2 separate regions of the Mus musculus genome follow, and region 2 is linked to region 1. The links are chromatin contacts, found by Hi-C or POLR2A ChIA-PET in ENCODE. All regions are on one chromosome and are shown on one strand. Each heading gives the region's core, a stretch centred on a gene start or an enhancer-like site at or near the end of the contact. The rest is flanking DNA. Distances are from core to core; before and after follow the strand shown. Region 1 holds the start of Mettl16 (methyltransferase like 16). Region 2 has its middle 17 kb from the start of Mnt.

Region 1 (2,700 bases), core at 185-2,684:
TACCACTGATCTAGTGGTACACTGCCGCTTTGGCTTTTTGAGCAAGGTCTCATGTAGACCAGGGTGGCCTGGAACTTGATAGACAGTATAGGATGAACTCATACTCCAGCTTCAATATCCCAAATGCTTGGATTTACAGGCCTATAACACCATACTTAGGGTTAAATGAAGGAAAAATTGGGGGTAGGGCAATTGGGGGGGTATTAGCATAGCTAATAAAGTAGCCAAGGTCAGTGTGGTCTTGGTCCTGTTCTGCTTGGTCTGCAAGGTGGAGGGAAGCAACTGGGCTCCCTGAAGACAACTGTTCCTTCTGCAGCACATAGCTTCGTCTATGCAGGTAATTGCCCTCAGTGAGTACAGAGGAGGCATTCCCGTCCTTTGAGGCCTAGCATTGCTCTATAAAAGTATTTCTTGATCAGTCCTACTGTTCCAGGAATTCCAGGTGACTGACACAGACAATCTGAAAACACCCTTTGGCCAATCTGGAACAGAACATCGTACAAAACTGACAACGAAATGCCTATTGGTGGGGAGGCAGAGGCATTTCTGAGTTCAGATTTCTGAGTTCAAGGCCAGCCTGGTCTACAAAGTGAGTGCCAGGACAGCCAGGGCTACACAGAGAAACCCTGTCTCGAGCAAACAAACAAACAAACAAACGCACGCCAGGATTTTATCCTTTTGCTTCGTGAGTCCAGATTCAATGCTTTTTTTAGCCAAATCAGTTTCTTTAAAAAAAAAAAATAGAATTTAAAAAGAGGTTTACCTTTATGTGTATGGCTGTTTGCCTCCATGTTTGTGCACCACGTGCACGTGTGCCTTCCAGAGGGCACTTAGGGACTAGAGTTACAGCTGGTTTCGAGTCACCATATTGGGGCTGGGACTCGAACCTGGGTCTTTTGTTAGGGTAGCCATTTCCCCGTCCCCTATCCCACCCAAAACAGTTTCTAAGTACCAGTTATTTACCCATCTCACAGGTTTATCTGTAACTACTGTGTCATCACACAGATTTGCTGTGCACTTAAGTGTTAATTGCCATCAAACCCATCTAGCCTTCCTATTTCCTGTCCAAGACTAGATTTAGTACTATTTAGTAAGGCTGGGGAGAGCTGAAGAAAGCTACATTCAAAACAAAGGAAAACAAACGTTTACAACTTGGTGGGGTAGCCCATCCCTGTAATCCCAGCACCCAGAAAGGCCAGGGGAGGAGGGTAGTTCCAAGTTCCTGGCCGGGCTCCATCACATAGCTGCATGCCAGCGGACTAGTGAGGTCTTCTCCATCCGCTAACCTAAGAAGACTCCCGGCCGACCACACCCCCAAACCTGGGTGAAAACTCACCGCCGTCTCCAAGTATCGCGATAGTTCCTTCTTTCTTTAGGCTAAGTCAAAAGTCTCGCGAGAGTAGTCTGTCCAGTCACGGCGCGGATTGGCTGCGCAAGATGGCGGCGCGCTTGGAGCGTAGCATCTGCGTTTCCAGGAGCTTGGCTGTGTGAGTGGTGTGGGCTTGGTGATTGCGGGCCTGTCCGCACTCCGTCCGCCTGCTCCATTGGCCTGCGAGGTGCGTGGTTCAAAAATCTCTTATCCGGTTGCGCACAAGGATCGCCTAAGAAGCGGCTCACCTGCTTTTCTCCTCCGGTTCTCGGATCCTTGGGGGCTTACCGCTGGGTCAGAAGCCGGGGACCCGGGCGGGTGTGCGCGAAGGCCGGCGGTAGGTGGGAGGAGCTGGAGGAGAGATGGCCTCGTCCCTCGCCTAGGCCAATGCTTAGAGAGCGCTGAAACCCAGGGGAAGAAGGTGTGGATGAGCCGGGGAAGTGGCGGAGGAGAAGTCAAGTTTGTGAGGTGGGGGCGTGAAGAGAAAACGGAAGTGTTGGGGTCTAGGTGGGAGACATCTGTTGAGTTTTCTGTTCCTCCTAAAAACTTAAAAAAAACAAACCCACAAAACAGTTTGTAGGTGTAGGTGTTTTGCCAGCCTGGACGTCTGTGCAGCACGTGCACAGTGCAGGCAGAGGCCAGAAGAGGGTTGTGTCATGGCACTAGGTGAGCAGCCATACGGGTGCTGGGAATCGAGCCCTGGTCCTTTGGAAGACCAGCTGGTGCTCTTGAACGCTGGTCTGTCTCTATTGCCTCCATAGTTTGACATCATAAAAGCCAAATTTAGAGTATCCTATAAGCTTCAGTTTTAGAAGAAATGATGTGTGAAGAGATAAAGGCCAAGAGAAACCCAGGAAACATGAAGTTTTAAAGAGGAAAGAAGGCTGGCCTAGAGGTCTTTTGGGTTTTGGACTCGCTCCGATGAGCCTTTTTTTGTTATTGTTGAGACTCAACTGGGCTGCCCATTCAGAAAGAGAATGCTGTGTGTGTCTCACACAGATGGAAAGTATTTCATAGTTATTTCCTTTATTTTCTTTGGTGTTGATGACTGAGCCCAGGCCTTGCACGTGCTAGACACATGCTCTGTCACTCGGAGCTAGATCTCCTGGTGACTTCATATTCTTCCCAGTCAACCAACAGTTGAGTGCCTCCCCTTACAGGCCCTATTTTGAGTATTGGGGTACAGCAGGGAACAAATATGTTCCCTCATGAAGTTTACTGGTAGGGAAGGTTTTTTTTTTAATTAAAGCAAATGTGTGGGGAATGCCAAGTGAGTAAATTTCAAAGACAGAAGGTGGGCGGGAGGCTGGAGAGATGGCTCAGTGGTTAAG
Region 2 (2,700 bases), core at 199-2,698, 77 kb after region 1:
CCTGGTCTAAAAGATGAGTTTGATCCAGTCAGGGCTACATAGACCCTGTCTTAGAAAACGAAACAAAAACATCAGGGATAGCCTGCCTTTACCCTGGGTCAATGAAGGATCTGGCCTCACAACTGTGACCCAACACAAGGCTGTATAGGTCCTCATCGTTTCAAAACATGATCTTATTTCATTAAACAGCCAGTGAAGGGGGCTGGAGAGATGGCTCAGTGGTTAAGAGCACTGACTGCACTTCCAGAGGTCCTGAGTTCAAATCCCAGCAACCACATGGTGGCTCACAACCATCTGTAATGAGATCTGATGACCTCTTCTGGTGTGTCTGAAGACAGCTACAGTGCACTTAGATATAATAATAAATCTTTTTTTTTTTTTTTTTGGTTTTTCGAGACAAGGTTTCTCTATGTAGCCCTGGCTGTCCTGAAACTTACTTTGTAGACCAGGCTGGCCTCCAACTCAGAAATCCGCCTGCCTCTGCCTCCCGAGTGCTGGTGTTAAAGGCGTGCGCCACCACGCCCGGCTATAAATCTTAAAAAAAAAAAAAAAAAAAAAAAAAAAAAAGCCGGTTAAATAAGGCAAGAGGTAGTCCTTTTGAGCAAATCAGAAATGGCCAATGACTTGCTAAAGTCATACCGTTGCACCTTGTTGGTTAAGACTACAAAACTAGCCGGTGTGGTGGTGCACGCCTTTAACACCAGCACTCGGGAGGCAGAGGCAGGCGGATTTCTGAGTTGGAGGCCAGCCTGGTCTACAAAGTGAGTTCCAGGACAGTCAGGGCTATAAAGAGAAACCCTGTCTCGAAAAATAAAAGAAAACAAAAAAAGACTACAAAACTTAGTCCTTTGCTTGCTCACTTCAGTATATCTTTCCTTAGCATTAGGCACTTCTGACCTGGCCTTCTGGGGATAGATAACAGAGGCTAGCCCCCAGGACCTGGGGACAGATGGTAAGGGGTTTCGCAAAGCCACTTTGGGTCCTAACTCTGTTCCACTCTATGGAGCTGAATGAGGTTGGGGGTCAGGATCTAGAAAGTGGAGACCTAGGCCGGGCGTGGTGGCGCACGCCTTTAATCCCAGCACTCGGGAGGCAGAGGCAGGCGGATTTCTGAGTTCGAGGCCAGCCTGGTCTACAAAGTGAGTTCCAGGACAGCCAGGGCTACACAGAGAAACCCTGTCTCGAAAAAACCAAAAAAAAAAAAAAAAAAAGTGGAGACCTTGGCTGGGTCCAGAGGACTTCTGACCAAGTAGCTCTGAGCAGGGCTGTCTTGGAGGCAAGTGGTGGGGAACAAGACCAAGGATCCTGTTAACTGTGTCTAGTGTGGGTTAGGTGGGTGTTTTCTGGTTGTATATAACCCTCAGTCCCTTTGCTAGGAGTGGGGTGGGGTGGGGCCGTCATTACCCTCAGGAAAGAAGTGCTGGCCGTAAATAGCCTGGACTCTTATTTTCTGGGGTCCCCTGCTGATTGTCAGTTCCAATCTCCCACATGAGCAATTCTGACTCATGAGGTGTGAGCGCTCTCTGCTGGTCGCATCAGGAAAAGCTTTGTCCTGTCTGCTGGTGCCGCAGGTGAAGGCTAGGGTTAATAATACTCCTCAGAGGGTGCTCACTCAGCGCCTAGCACTGCGAATAGAATGAAGCCCCTGCCCTGGGAAGACCACCCGAGACTTGGGCCATCCATCTTTGGGATGAGCAACAAGCCACTCCTTCCCTGTGCTTAGAGCTCCTGAATACTCACCAACGCCTGTGTCCATGAAGCCCAATGCTAGCCCAGCCCTCTGGAGACCTCTGTTGGCTGTGGGATCCCCTGTAGTGTCTACATAGCCTGCTAGCATGTAGAGTAGGGAGGCGGAGCAGAGAGGATAGACGGGGCGGGGACAGGGGCGGGGCAGGTTCCTCCCAGGTTGATTTGCCCAGACCTTTGGCGAATGTGGTCACAGCAGGATTCAACAATCACCCAGGTTACAGAACCTGCTGGGGAGGCAGGGAGGTGGGGAGTGTTTCCCTAAAGGGCATATCCAGGCCTTGGCTTCCTGTGTCCCAGTTTTCCCTGGCCAGCTCTGGTCACTGGCCTGTATTCTGTTATAGTTGCTGGTGCCAGACTGTCAGGACTGTGGACTAGAACACTCAGCTTTTGGGAAACTGCTCAGAAAGCAGGAGTTAAAGGAAGCTGCTAAAGATATGACCAGAAACACTCTAGGGTAGGGAAGGTCGAGGCAGTTATAAGCAGGCCCTTTCCACACCTTCCCAGCAGCTGCACCCTCTAGCTCCTTCCCCCAGACTGATCCAGGTATCTCAGAAATGTGCTCAGTGGTAGTGAGGGGCTCAGAGGGCAGGTCTTCTGGTGGCCTTCTGAGAGCTGGGGCCTCATGGCATTCCTCGCTGAGATCATGCCTCACTTTGTTCACTGGGGGTGGAGAGGTGTAGTAAGCTGGGGGGAGGGAGCACAGAAGCGGGAAGGACTTCCTCTCAACTGTAGTCTAGAGGCCCTACAAGTTAAGCCAGTATAAGACCACTGTTCTGTGGTACCCGACTTCCTAACTAGCCCATGCCACAGAGCCCCACAACTGGTGGCTCTTCACTAGGAAAAACTTTGGTTCTCTTACACCATTCTTGGTTTTATGTCTTTGTTGTTTTTTGTTTTGTATTTATAAGCTGTCGCCCTTTACTGTTGTATGTTGGAATGTACCGAACTATC

The links. A loop is a pair of places that touch in the nucleus more often than their neighbours do. ChIA-PET counts read pairs that join two places held with the same protein, here RNA polymerase II (POLR2A).
Region 2: a loop to region 1 is called in a map of heart, with 2.4 times the contacts of the local background. The contact joins the enhancer-like site here to the promoter of Mettl16 in region 1. A Hi-C loop is called at or near these places in 1 of 37 maps with a recorded cell type or tissue (heart). POLR2A ChIA-PET finds 5 or more read pairs at or near these places in 4 of 5 experiments (Patski and embryonic stem cell).

What each region holds. Positions count from the first base shown.
Region 1 is chr11:74,769,429-74,772,128 of GRCm38, forward strand. Mettl16 (methyltransferase like 16) reads left to right here and starts at 1,435. Exons shown (of 10, transcript NM_026197.3): 1 at 1,435-1,556.
Region 2 is chr11:74,846,508-74,849,207 of GRCm38, forward strand. No RefSeq gene overlaps it. Among named protein-coding and RNA genes, the nearest start is that of Mnt, 17 kb to the left of the region's middle. Within about 2 kb of position 1,449, at least 1 of the 3 ENCODE cell types and tissues checked has a DNase peak (open chromatin) inside an H3K27ac peak, as active enhancers do; it is heart, where a contact is called at or near this core.